Regions from separate parts of the Homo sapiens genome. Here all the other regions are linked to region 2. The links are chromatin contacts, found by Hi-C or POLR2A ChIA-PET in ENCODE. All regions are on one chromosome and are shown on one strand. Each heading gives the region's core, a stretch centred on a gene start or an enhancer-like site at or near the end of the contact. The rest is flanking DNA. Distances are from core to core; before and after follow the strand shown.

Region 1 (4,222 bases), core at 613-3,112, 70 kb after region 2:
CTATGTTGCCCAGGCTGGTCTGGAATTCCTGGCCTCAAGGAATCCTCTTGCCTCAGCCTCCCAAAGTGTTGGGATTACAAGAATGACCCACTGTGCATGGCCCATTAAATCTTACGGGACCACTGCCATATATGTAGTCTGTCACTGACCAAAACATTGTTATGCAGCACATGACTCTGTGTGTGTGTGTGTGTGTGTGTGTGTGTGTGTGTGTGTATTTAAATTAATATATCTTGAGTACCTGTTAATGTGTTGGGCTCTGCTTTTGTTAACATGATCTCACCTGATCTTTAAAACAACCCTACCAGATAGGTGTTAACTTTTATTATTATTATCATAAAACTTTGGCTCAAATAATTGGAATGATTTTTATTTATTTAACAGATATTTATTGAGCATCTACTAGGTGCTAGGAATCATTTTAAGCGCCAAGGATTCAGAGATACATAAAGCAGGTATTGTCTCTGTGCTCAGGAAGCTGACTGTGATAAATAAGCAAACCCATAGTGAGATAATTTCAAGTATTATTTTGAGTGCTGTGAGGCAAATAAATAGGTTCATGCATCTGAGAGTAGCAGATGGTTGTGGGGGTCACCACTATATAGGTGAAGGGAACAGCAGTTACAAAGTGCTGAGGCTTTGCTTGAGGCTTTCTGACTTTTCAAGGTCACCCAACTTGTGAATGACAGCTCTGGGTTTTAATCAATTTCTGTGGAACAGCAGGCAGCAGGGGCATGGAAAGTTTAGCTTATTCAAGGTGAAGACTTGAGAGTTATGGGAGCATGTTAAAATGATATTTGCAGGGCTGGAACGGCTCCAGAACACCTGGGCTGTGAGGTCCCCCATCACCACGCAGAGCACCAGGGACTTCAGAGGAAATATTTGTTTTAATCATTTCTGGAAATGGGATTGCTGTTTGATATTTTCTCATTCTGTTTGCCTGACAACCACACAAGAAATCAGACTTTTTAAAGGCCTCTCTTGCCTAATCAACTAGATGCTTTGGAAAAAAATTTGCCAAATGATAGAAATATTTCTCTTTCAGCTTAACTGCTGACCCAGACTAGTGAAAGAAATGGCCTTTCAAAGAATAAATCTATGAAATTCCATTTCTGGGGCAAGTGCCTTGATTTGCATTGAGCATTGTTGTAAATGTCAACTGTCCGGCTCCCACTGTCAGCTTGAATGGCCATCAGTGTTTACCCTCCCAAGATAATTGCACTAACTTATTCAGCACATGGTTGGAGGCTGAGGCCATACTGTTTCTTGTTAATCTCAATCACGTCCCTCTTTCCTCCTTCCTTTTTCTCCTATGAGGCACTCCTAGATTTTTCAAGTTTATGATGAAATACTAAATTCTTCGCTTAGCAGGGCTGTTAGATTTCCTGAGTTGCCTTGCCGAGCCAGTATTCCCATGGCTGTTCCTGAGAGCAGGTGGGAGAATGTGAACCCGTTGAAGAGACTGAACAAAGGGACAAGCAGTGGCAATTTCCTTCCCTCACCACTGGAAGTTGATGTGAAGAGCCAAGGGCACAAAATTTTTCCAAATCAAAAATACCAGAATATACATGCTGTCTTGTTTATCAGTATCCCAAGGACCCAGAACATAGTAGATGTTGAGTAAATATTTAGTGAATGACAATCACAGCAAGTTGTCTCTGCTAGCTTAACCATCCTCCCATGGCCTCCTCAGTCCCTTCCTCATTGGACACTGCTGGATTTTTGCCAATTGTGTTCTCTTGAGGAAGGGGTTGAGGGGACAAAGGGAGGAAAGGCTGGACATATTGCCTAGGCTTGATTGGCTGCAGCCATTGTGACTCTTTTCCAGCTGCAGAGCATTTTGCATGTGAGGAATGATACGGAAACATGCCTCCAGCAGCCAGCTGGCTCCTCACCAGTTCTTTGTAAATACCAGCCAGAGGCAGCTCTGGTCTTCTGCCAGGATAGAGACAGTGAAAGCAAACTTCACAGGTTCCTCGCCCTCACATGGGGCTCATCAAGACCCTACAGCTGTTGTTTCAGCTCCAGATGAATTCTTTGTATTTTTACTTTAGAGAATCTACTAAGGAAATGTCATTCCCTCACTTCCCTCTGCCTATATATGTTTGCTTTGGCAGAGAATCACTCTGTGTTCCTCTCTTCTCCACTCTCATCTCTTTGATCCAAATGTTCTCTCCTGCTGGTTTCTTCTTGTCCCTGGAGGTACAAAACACATGTTTGGTTTGGTAGAAACATTAGGAGAATATCTGACTGTCTTCAATTGCTTAAGGGGGGGTCTTGATTAATATAGCTGTGTGTTTCAAAATCTGTTTTACCTGTTCTTCTATCAGCAGCATTATCATTAGCCAGTCTGGGAAAGACGCTTTATATAAATGAAAGATTTGGCCCAATTTCTAAGGAGTAATTTTACCGTGTTTTGTAGCTTTTGAGACTCATACATTTTCATACTTTAACACCTCAAAATTTGGGAGGCAAATTCTTTCTTATCATAGATATAGGCCATGCATTGATCAGTAGTACTGTTTTTTCTTTTTTGGTAGCTAAAATAATGGTGTGTCTTATAATAGATGGAATCTTAGATTTGATGAAATGCAGTAGTTTATTTTGGCCAAAAATATCTCAATTTATTTATTTATTTTTCTTTTGGTTCTTGATTTGGAGATTTATTTTTCTAGTTATTTTTTTTTCTATTTGGTGTTAATCATTCAGACTAATCTATGAACTACCTATTTCTATAATCAGCCCATTTTAAAATGTGTCCATCATGATAATTTTAAATATATATAGATAGATTTATATAAAGGAAGAAAGGATCCAGGAGTGAGAAAGCCGAGGTTCTAGTTCTGCTTTTGCTTTAACCTTGGATAAGTAATTACCTTTTGAGCTCTTCTTTCTTGGCTATAAAATAATGGGTAAGAATGCAATGATTGCGAAGACTTTGATTTCATTGTGGCTCCTCCTCCCTGTTGGTTGTTATTCAGAGTCAAAGGCATGAGATGGGTAGCAAATTTGGTTAATGTCTCCTCAGAGTAAGTTTATGTCATAGTGACTTGCGAGAACCTGTCATGCCAGACCCAATTAATTTTCTCTGTGAGATAATGATCCCATTGCATGAACAAATGAGAAGAGCTAATAGTTGAGTGCCAACAGAGTGCCAGGCACTGTGCTATCTGCTTGCTATGGGTTGAATTGTGTACACCCCCAAAATGTTGAAGTCCTGATTCCCAGGGGCTGTGGCTTTATTTGGAAATAGGATTGTCTTAGTCTGTTTGTATTGCTATAACAGAATACCTAAGACTGAGTGGTTTATAAAGAAAATAGATTTCTTTAGCTCACAGTTCTATAGGCTGGGAAGTTCAAGGGGCAAAGCACTGGCATCTGCTCTGCTACTGGTTAGGGGTTTTGTGCTGCTTCCACTCATGGTGGAAAGCAGAAGGGTAGGCGCATGCAAAGAGGTTACATGGCAAGAAAGGGAGCAAGAGAGAAAAACTGGGGAAACCAAACTCTTTTTAACAAGCTACTCCTGTGGGAATGAATTCATTCTACAGAGAACTAATCCAGTCTCAAGAGTGTGAGAACTTACTGACTACCTCAAGAATGGCACCACGCCATTCATTCATGAGGGATCTGACCCTCCTTACCCAAACACCTGCCGCTAAGTCCCACCTCCCAACACCACCATATTGGGGATCAAATTTCTACATGGGGACAAGCAATATCCAAACCATAGCAGGTCTTTATGGATGATCAAGTTAAAATGATGTCATTAGGACTGGCTTTAATCCAATATAATTGTCTTCTTAAAAAAAGAGGAAATTTGGACATAGAGACAGACAAACACACAGGGATAGTGCCAAGTAAAGATGAAGGCAGAGATTGGGGTGATGTGTCTGCAAATCCAGAGCACAAAAGATTGCCGGCAAACCACCAGAAGCTAGAAGAGATGTGTGGAAGATTCTCCCTCACAGCCCTCAGAAGGAATCAGTCTTGTTGACACCTTGGACTTCTGGCCTCTAGAACTGTGAGACAATCCATTTCTGCTGTTTAAGCCACCCAGTTAGTGGTGCTTTATTATGGCAACCCTAAGAAACTAATACACTGCTGTAGACAGACTGAATCATTCCATCCTCAGAATGAAACTATCCATTTATTCCCCAATGTGCTAGCACTAAGGCAGGAAGCAAATGGAAAATGTTTGCTCTCGTGGGGCTTATGTTCTAGT
Region 2 (3,947 bases), core at 1,225-3,724:
CCTTCCTTCCTTCCCTCTTTTTTTTTTGTTTGTAAGCTGCGTGTATGGAACTCTTACTCTATGCCAGGCACTGTGATAGTGCTTTAGACAGAAGATTCATTCGGTTCATACAACCCATTTTATAGATGGAGATGGATGCTTAGAGGGCTTAAATAACTTGCTCAACTTATAGCTAGCTAGTAAGTGTAGGAACCAGGATATGAACTAGATCTAGTTTCAAAACCTGAATCCTTGAAGATAGTTCTTCCTGTTACACTATGGGGTTTAAAACTAAATCAGCGAGGCCGGGAGTGGTGGCTCATGCCTGTAATCCCAGCACTTTGGGAGGCCGAGACGGGTGGATCATGAGGTCAGGAGATCAAGACCATCCTGGCTAACACGGTGAAACCCTGTCTCTACTAAAAATACAAAAAATTAGCCGAGCGTGGTGGCACATTCCTGTAGTCCCAGCTACTCTGGAGGCTGAGGCAGGAAAACCACTTGAACCCAGGAGATGGAGGTTGCAGTGAGCAGAGATTGCGCCACTGCACTCCAGCCTGGGCGACAGAGCGAGACTCCGTCAAAAACAAACAAACACCCACTAAATCAGCAAAAGAGAATCAATACAATTCATTTCTCTTTTCCTAAAGATTTTAGTTTTCCTAGAAAATTTCTAACAACCGTGACATTCATTTGAAATCTAAAAGTTGGGTTGTCTTTTTCTATTCCCAGAGTCAGAACTTTGATTAACGTAAAGAAATCTCGAATCTCTAAGCTGCTGATTTAAAAAATAAATATGTATATATGTGTATGTATTGTCTTGAACATAATGAGGTCCTGAACCAGAAACCAATTGTACTGTACATCTGCAATAAACTAGCTACTAAATGCCAAGCTATGGGGAACATGCACTAATTAAAGACAGACTGTCTAATTTTTCTGTGATTGCTACAAAGTAATCGTGATAGTCTCAATGCACATGACAGATGCTCACTAAATTGTTGATAGGTTAGTTCCGGTTCAAAATGGTGGGAGAAGATGAGAGTGTGATTTATCTTATCGTAAATGTTGTTCCCAACAGAAGGTCAGACGATGAATTCCCAATGAGAAGTTGAACCCAATTGGCCCCTTTCTATGTGTGCTTGATGAGGTGTTTCTGATGGGGCTTTTATTGGTCAAGCTTGAAAGACCATCTTTTCAGAAAGGTCAAATTCCCCATTATCCAGGAATAGGGAAATAAGGCTACAAACTTCTAGGGCTTCTGCTGCTGTCTTTCTTCCTTTCTCATTTCTTATACATAAGAAAGAAATATCGAAAATTCATAGATGACAGCTGAGATGTCCTCTTGGAAATAAGACTTCATTATGTTTCCCGTCTACTGCCTGCTATGATTACATAAAGAAAAGGTGACCAGAATCACTGTAGCAACAAATAGAATTCAGTTGCTTCTTTTCCTGCCCTCAGCCTCCTAGGGCCTATAGTGTGGTGGCTGAGAGCTCAGATTCTGGAGGTGAACAGCTCTGGGCTTAAATCCTGGCTCCTTTACCTTTTGGCTTGATTTTGGGCAAGTTACACAATCCCCTAAACTCATCATTTCCCATCTGAAGTGGGGATGAAAATAGCACCAATCTAATATGGTTACTATGAAGATTAAAAGGATTAATGTTTGTAAAAAAAAATTAGCAGTGTACCTGGCATATGGTAAATATCAAATTTATGATAGCTGTTTTAAAAATTATTATTATTGCAGAAATATACTAGTTCATTAGTTGCATATACTGATAGAAGTGGGGATGGAACTTCATAAGGGAGTGGAAAGAGAATACTAGCACTCCCTGGTACCACTTGTATGTAAATCACTTAACGGTGTGCAAAGGATCACACTATAGTTCTGTGATGTGAGAGAAGACTGAATCACTTCCATTTCCGTTGGTAAATGCTAAGGGCAACTACAGGGTGCAGGGCAATAAATGCTGCCTCTCTACTTGGAAATGACTAATCTCCTTTCTCTAAAGTAAAGTGATGTTGAAGTGGGTAAGAAGAGAGAAGATGAAGGTAGCCAGAGTGAGAAGTGGGATGGAAGGGACAGGGAAGTTTCTAAGATCAGCCCCAAATCTTCCTTCTTGAGCTGTGACCAGAACACCATCCAATATCCAATGTCTTCTATCAGCCTGAGTTATCAAGCACAGGAGAGAGCTCCGTATTAAACTGTGTGGCATACGAGTGCCTAATTCCCAGTCTTCTAACTAGTAAGGACAAGGTTTCCTTGCCAAGTTTATCCTGAGGGCAAAGGCCTGGGTGATGTTTTTTGAGGGATGGTATATTCTTTTTAAAAAAGGTATTTAGGAAGCTGTACTTTGTAGACCCATGTGAGAAGGGAAATTGCATTTAAAACTCACCTTGGGGTGAAGGGAAATGCCTTTGAACTCTGCAACTCAGTAGGTAGTCACTTATCCCCCTCATCATTGATGGGTGAGCAGACAAGCTGAGAGCAATCGCATCTCAGCGTACAGTCCTGATGCACTTGTATTCAGTAATGTAGGCAGTTTGAGGTTTGCCCTTCTGTCCTCGCTAGGTGTTTGCTTTCTACTCTGTACATGTTTTAGGATGAACTATAGTTATCTTCCAAATTAGCATTTTAAAGGCATTCTGATTTTGTTTAAAACAAATCACAACGTGAAGTATTGGACTATGGCTGTAGATAATTCTTCAGATTGTGTTAGTACTCCTGGACCAGTTATTGTGAACTCATGGCCTTTTCAAAATGCAGTCGTTGGCTTTCATCTTCTTAAATGTGACTCTATCAAATCCATTCCAACTCTCATACTGGCATTAGTTTGGCCTACTTCCTCTAACGCAAGCCAAGCAAATTCTCCAAATACCAAATATAAGATGGAGATTCAAAGGTCATTGTTTTCTTCCATGCCATTCCACTCCACTCCCACCCCCAGCCAGCAGGGTAAGGGTTCAGATTCCTGCTTAAAACAACAGGTCAGTGGGCACTGCCAAATCATCCTCAATGCCGTTTCAACTGCTAAGTTTTCTGTATCACAAAACCAATGTTTATCCTGTATTTGCAACCCCTGAGCTGCGTTCTCTTGCCCTGATTCTCTTGCTCTTCCCTGCCAGTGAATTTGCATCATTTCTGTGTGTGCTTTGTTTGACTGCCCTGACTCCAGTTCTGCTGAGACTGTCTGTGGGTGGTTTCCCTGTGCAGAGATGACAAGTGCAAAGGTCAGAAGCTTCCATGATTCATTTCCTCTTTGCTGCACGCAGTGGATGGTTTTCTGGGTGAGTCACTCAGATGCCAAACACAGGAGGGATTTTCTTCACATAGAGGCCCTGAGGCTCTGCTATGCCCTGAATTGGAGGAGGAACTGAGTTCTTAATATTTCCTGAAAAATTGTGTATTTTTTCCAATGATTTCATAAGCCCATTTGTATTCCCTTTCTTTGCATCTGATGACTCTGATTTGCGAATGCTGCGTACCCCTTGGAGAACATTTTGGTATCTTGTAGAGCTTCACTGAGTTCTGACTCAAGAGTAATTGGACTCTTTGAAATATACCCCAAAAGCCTGGATGCAGTAGCTCACACCTATAATCCCAGCGTTTTGGGAGGCCAGGCGGGAGGATTGCTTGAGGCCAGGAGTTTGAGACCAGCCTGGGCAACATAGTAAGACCCTGTCTCTCTCTAAAAAAAAAAAAAAAAAAATTACGTGTGTGTGTGTGTGTGTGTATTATGTTTGTGTGTATATATCTCAAGCATATTCCTGTATTAAAACATTCCCTGGTATGTTATCTATACAGGAGTATTAACAGCAGTCTACCTGTGGCTCTTCAAAAATCCACCCTCCTAGCCAGGCACAGCGGCTCATGCCTGTAATCCCAGCACTTTGTGAAGCCGAGGTGGGCAGATCACTTGAGGTTAGGAGTTCAAGACTAGCGTGGCCAGAGTGGTGAAACCCCA
Region 3 (4,123 bases), core at 194-2,693, 120 kb after region 2:
TCTTCACATGTTTTGGGGTCACAGAAGTCTTCTGTGTTGATTGTTATGCTGTCGACGTGAGAGCAGGGGAAAAACGTGGTTTGAGTTCCTGAACACCACCCCTTGGGCAAGCTTGATGGAACAGATAACAGATGCTATTGGCTGTATCTACGTGCACACTGAATTGCCCTCCTGAAGGCTGGGGACTGTTGAACACATTTCACCTGTTGGAGGCTACCGGAGAGTAGATTATGATTAGGCCTCTTGCTTTCTGAGCAGAGCAGTGTTATTGGAAATAATGGGAATTCTATTTAGCTGGATGCTTTGGATTAGTAGGTGAATCATGGGTAAAAGATCTGCCTTTATTTAGTGATTCTCATGGTTTCAAAATGTATTAAGAGTAGTAAGTAAGATACCTATATTCAGGAGCTAATAATATTTGTAAAAAGTACCTATTCTGAGCCTCCAGTGATTTGTTTTATAGATGTGACCCTTAAGAGAAAATTTTAAAAATTGGACAATTTTTTTGTGGGAGGGGAATAGGCCTTGGGAGAGACACATAGTATTCTGGATCTGGAACTGATTTTCTTTCCTCCTTTTGATTCAAATTGGTTGTATTCCCAGCCACACCTACCACTTTGGGACCATCTCCTTTCCTGTCTGAACTGCATAGAAGTGGAAATCCTACTTGTATGCCAGACTCCCTTAACCCCAAAAGAACTTTTAAAGGTGTTCACTGATTTTTCTCTGCTTCTTGACTCAGATGTTAAATGATTGGCTTAGATTTTTACCTTTTTATCTTTCTGGGATTAAATCCTGGCCCCTCTTTTATATAATGTGTCATCTGGGGAAAATTATTTGACTTCTATGGATGTCAGTTTTCTTATTTATAAAATGGTGATAATAATAGACTTTACCTCTTGGGTTAGTATGGAGATTTAAAAGATATATTCTGTATTAGTCAGAGATCTCCAGAGAAAGAGAACCAATAGGATATATATAGATATAAGAGGGAATTTATTAAGGGAATTGGATCATGTGATTATAGAGGCTGAGAAATCCTGATATGCTGTCTGCAAGCTGGAGAACCAGAGAAGCTGGTAGTGTAATTCTGTCTGAGTCCAAAGGCCTGGGAACAGGGGAGCCAACGGTGCAACTCTCAGTCCAAGGCTGAAGGCCTGAGAACCTGGAGTTCCGACGTCTGAGGGCAGGACAAGATGGCTATCCCCAACCCAGAAGAGAATGAATTGACTCTCCCTCTGGCTTTTTATCCAGAGGATGTGGGTGATCATCATCTAGTCGGTGCAGAGCCTGGATGGAAGTCTGCTGATTACTAAGTCTACTGATTCAAATGCTTATCTCTTCCAGAAGCACCGTCACAGACACACCCGGGAATAATGTTTTGCTCGCTACCTGGGTATTCCCAACCCAGTCTAGTGGATACCTAAAATTAACTGTCATATATTCCATATTGTTAGTGCAATGTTTGGTGAACAGCAAAATGTTCAACAGATGTTAGCTCTAATTTTTATTTTGTTATCCTATGCCTCAAATTCTTTCAGGTTGTCTTTATAAGTATACGACTGATTCATGTTTATTGACTCACTAACAATAGAGTATTTACCTAACTGTGAATCATGTTTTATTTCCTATAGGTGGCTATTTTATATTTGAAAATGGAAACAGGAAAATCTTGCCTTTTATAGTCAGCCTGAGTAATCTGACTTCAATTGAGTGCATGCATTTATGGGGGGGTAAGGTGATGGAAGGAATATTTGGACTATAAAGCTCAATTCCCAAATCCTATTTCTCAGCCTTCAACGGTGCAGGAAATCAGTCACTGCATTTCTGATACTGATGACCTCTTTGGTCCTGACTCATCTGAGATGATGCCATACAGAAACCATGGCTCTGGCAAATAGACATGTAATTTGTTTCTTGGACTTAGTAGTGTACAAATTGGGATATTCTCAGCACTAATCTCCCTAACAAGGACAATTCCTGGTTGCAAATTATTTAGTCTACATACAATTTGGGAACTTGGGAATGTTTAGATATTCAGCTGTTTCACAAGCCAGACTATTCAAGTTCAGAGAATTTCTGCTGAATCCTCTGATTTGATTCAGATTATATACAAGCTTAGGCAACTCTTTTGTGGAAGGTATTGAACAACAAGGCAATGAATCATATGGCTTAGTGAACTCTGCCTTAGGTTATTCAGTCATTCATCAAACATTCATTATACAACTACTCTGTGTCAGCCCTTGGTCTCAGTACTGAGGACACACACAAATGAATGTGCTACCCTGTCTGTTCTCTGGGGCCTCAAGGGTGGATAGTAACTTTGTAGGAAATATTCTGTGGAAAAGCAGGGAACAATTATCCATCCGTCCATTCTTCAATTCAACAAATATTTATGAAACATTTATGTGAGCCAGGCATCAAGTTAGGTATAGGTGATTCAGCAATAGACAATACAGATGCTCCCTGTCCTCCTAGACTTATTATAACTCATGGTAGAGATAAACAATCAAATAATTAAACATAAATTTATAGTACCTTGGGATAAATGCAAGATAAGTGAACCATTTACAGTACATTGTGATATAGGGAATATAGTAATGAAGGCTAAATGCTCAATTTAGAAGTGATTTCTCTCTCTGCCTCACCTGAGGAAAGATCTGAAGCTTTGAGCGGAACAGTTCCATTTGAAAGTGGTCATATAAGAGGACTGTATCTTTAGAAGTTTCTTTGGTTATACAGGCTCGTACAAAAGCAATTACGAGCAGAGACTGGAACAATACTAGAAATATAGTTGATGACTTAAATGGAAGAAAACCTGTGTATTAGGCATTGGACTTTGAGTAATTGTAGACATAAAAACTCAAAGTTCTTTACAATGAGCATATTAGCACTGACAACAGGAAACAGCCAAAAAAGACCTTCATGGATGAAAACTATAAAATAAGATGCAGATTTGGACTCAGATAAGGACAGAGTTTCTCTCCCAAGTGGTCCTGGTTAAGGGCTTTACCAATGTTCTAGAGAGGAGGACATTTAAACCTGTGATTATTTATATTTTACCATACGTATTTTTGCTTACAATAAGTAAGGTATATGGATTCAATTCATTTATCATAGGAGGTTGTATTTCCTTATATATTGTCTCATTTTTCTCATCAGGTCCTGTGTTAAAAAAAAGTTTTCTCTTACTGTTGAGAAGTACCTGAATCAAATAGAACAAACCAACACTACTGTCCTAGTACCCTAAGCAGGTAGCTGGCTAAAAAGCTCTCACTAATTTTTGGTACAAGGCCTCGAATACTGAGAGTGTCTACAAAGTCAGAAGTTCTCAAGTCTATTTGTATATCAGGAACACCCAAGGAGCTTTAAAAAATAGAGATAACCAGACCCATCCTGCGAAATTGTGTTGTAATAGGTCTGGGGGAAATAACTGGGAATATATTTTTAAAAAGACTTCTTGGCCGGGCACGGTGGCTCACGCTGTAATCCCAGCACTTTGGGAGGCCGAGGTGGGTGAATCACAAGGTCAGGAGTTTGACACCAGCCTGGCCAATATGGTGAAACCCCGTCTCTGCTAAAGGTACAAAAATTAGCCGGGCATGGTGGTGGGCACCTGTAGTCCCAGCTACTTGGAAGGCTGAGGCAGGAGAATCGCTTGAACCCAGGAGGCAGAGGTTGCAGTGAGCTGAGATTACATCACTGCACTCCGGCCTGGGTGACAGAGACTCCACCTCAAAAAACAAAAAAAAACCCAAAAACAAAAAAAGACTTCTCAGATGATTCTGATGTACCTAGTCTGCATGGATTGCTGTTTCAGAACCTCTGTACTAGGTTAACAGTATGATTTTTATTTATTCCCACTTTTAGATGGGTTACTCATATTAAAACTTAAAAATATAATTTTTATCAATGGCAATTAAAAAATCTTTTTTTTTCTTTGAGACAGAGTCTCTCGCTCTGTTGCCCAGGCCGGAGTGCAGTGGCTCAATCTTGGGTCACTGCAAACTCTGCCTCCTAGGTTCAAGTGATTCTTGTGCCTCAGCCTCCTGACTAGCTGGGACTACAGGCAGGCACCACCATGCCTGGCTAATTTTTGTATTTTTAGTAGAGACGGGGTTTC

Evidence for each region. Hi-C counts contacts between places; a loop is a spot of excess contacts on that map. ChIA-PET counts read pairs that join two places held with the same protein, here RNA polymerase II (POLR2A). Pooled maps may share reads with other maps.
Region 1: a pooled map shows a loop between it and region 2 (3-fold over the local background). The contact joins two enhancer-like sites. A Hi-C loop is called at or near these places in 3 of 168 maps with a recorded cell type or tissue (B cell, HepG2 and PC-9), 3 of 37 single-sample maps with no recorded cell type and 19 of 50 pooled maps. POLR2A ChIA-PET finds 5 or more read pairs at or near these places in 5 of 52 experiments (A673, OCI-LY7, PC-3 and 2 more).
Region 3: a loop to region 2 is called in a map of PC-3, with 14 times the contacts of the local background. The contact joins two enhancer-like sites. A Hi-C loop is called at or near these places in 7 of 168 maps with a recorded cell type or tissue (Calu3, IMR-90, MCF 10A and 4 more) and 2 of 50 pooled maps. POLR2A ChIA-PET finds 5 or more read pairs at or near these places in 6 of 52 experiments (A549, CD4-positive, alpha-beta T cell, HEK293 and 2 more).

The regions. Positions count from the first base shown.
Region 1 is chr12:75,906,951-75,911,172 of GRCh38, reverse strand. No RefSeq gene overlaps it. Among named protein-coding and RNA genes, the nearest start is that of PHLDA1-AS1, 120 kb to the left of the region's middle. Within about 2 kb of position 1,862, at least 17 of the 41 ENCODE cell types and tissues checked have a DNase peak (open chromatin) inside an H3K27ac peak, as active enhancers do.
Region 2 is chr12:75,977,383-75,981,329 of GRCh38, reverse strand. No RefSeq gene overlaps it. Among named protein-coding and RNA genes, the nearest start is that of PHLDA1-AS1, 51 kb to the left of the region's middle. RefSeq lists enhancers at 3,079-3,128, 3,138-3,282, 3,159-3,328, 2,657-3,856 and a cis regulatory region at 3,204-3,217. Within about 2 kb of position 2,474, at least 25 of the 41 ENCODE cell types and tissues checked have a DNase peak (open chromatin) inside an H3K27ac peak, as active enhancers do; they include PC-3, Panc1, endothelial cell of umbilical vein and 1 more, where a contact is called at or near this core.
Region 3 is chr12:75,860,856-75,864,978 of GRCh38, reverse strand. No RefSeq gene overlaps it. Among named protein-coding and RNA genes, the nearest start is that of PHLDA1-AS1, 170 kb to the left of the region's middle. RefSeq lists a silencer at 1,676-1,970. Within about 2 kb of position 1,443, at least 6 of the 41 ENCODE cell types and tissues checked have a DNase peak (open chromatin) inside an H3K27ac peak, as active enhancers do; they include PC-3, Panc1, endothelial cell of umbilical vein and 1 more, where a contact is called at or near this core.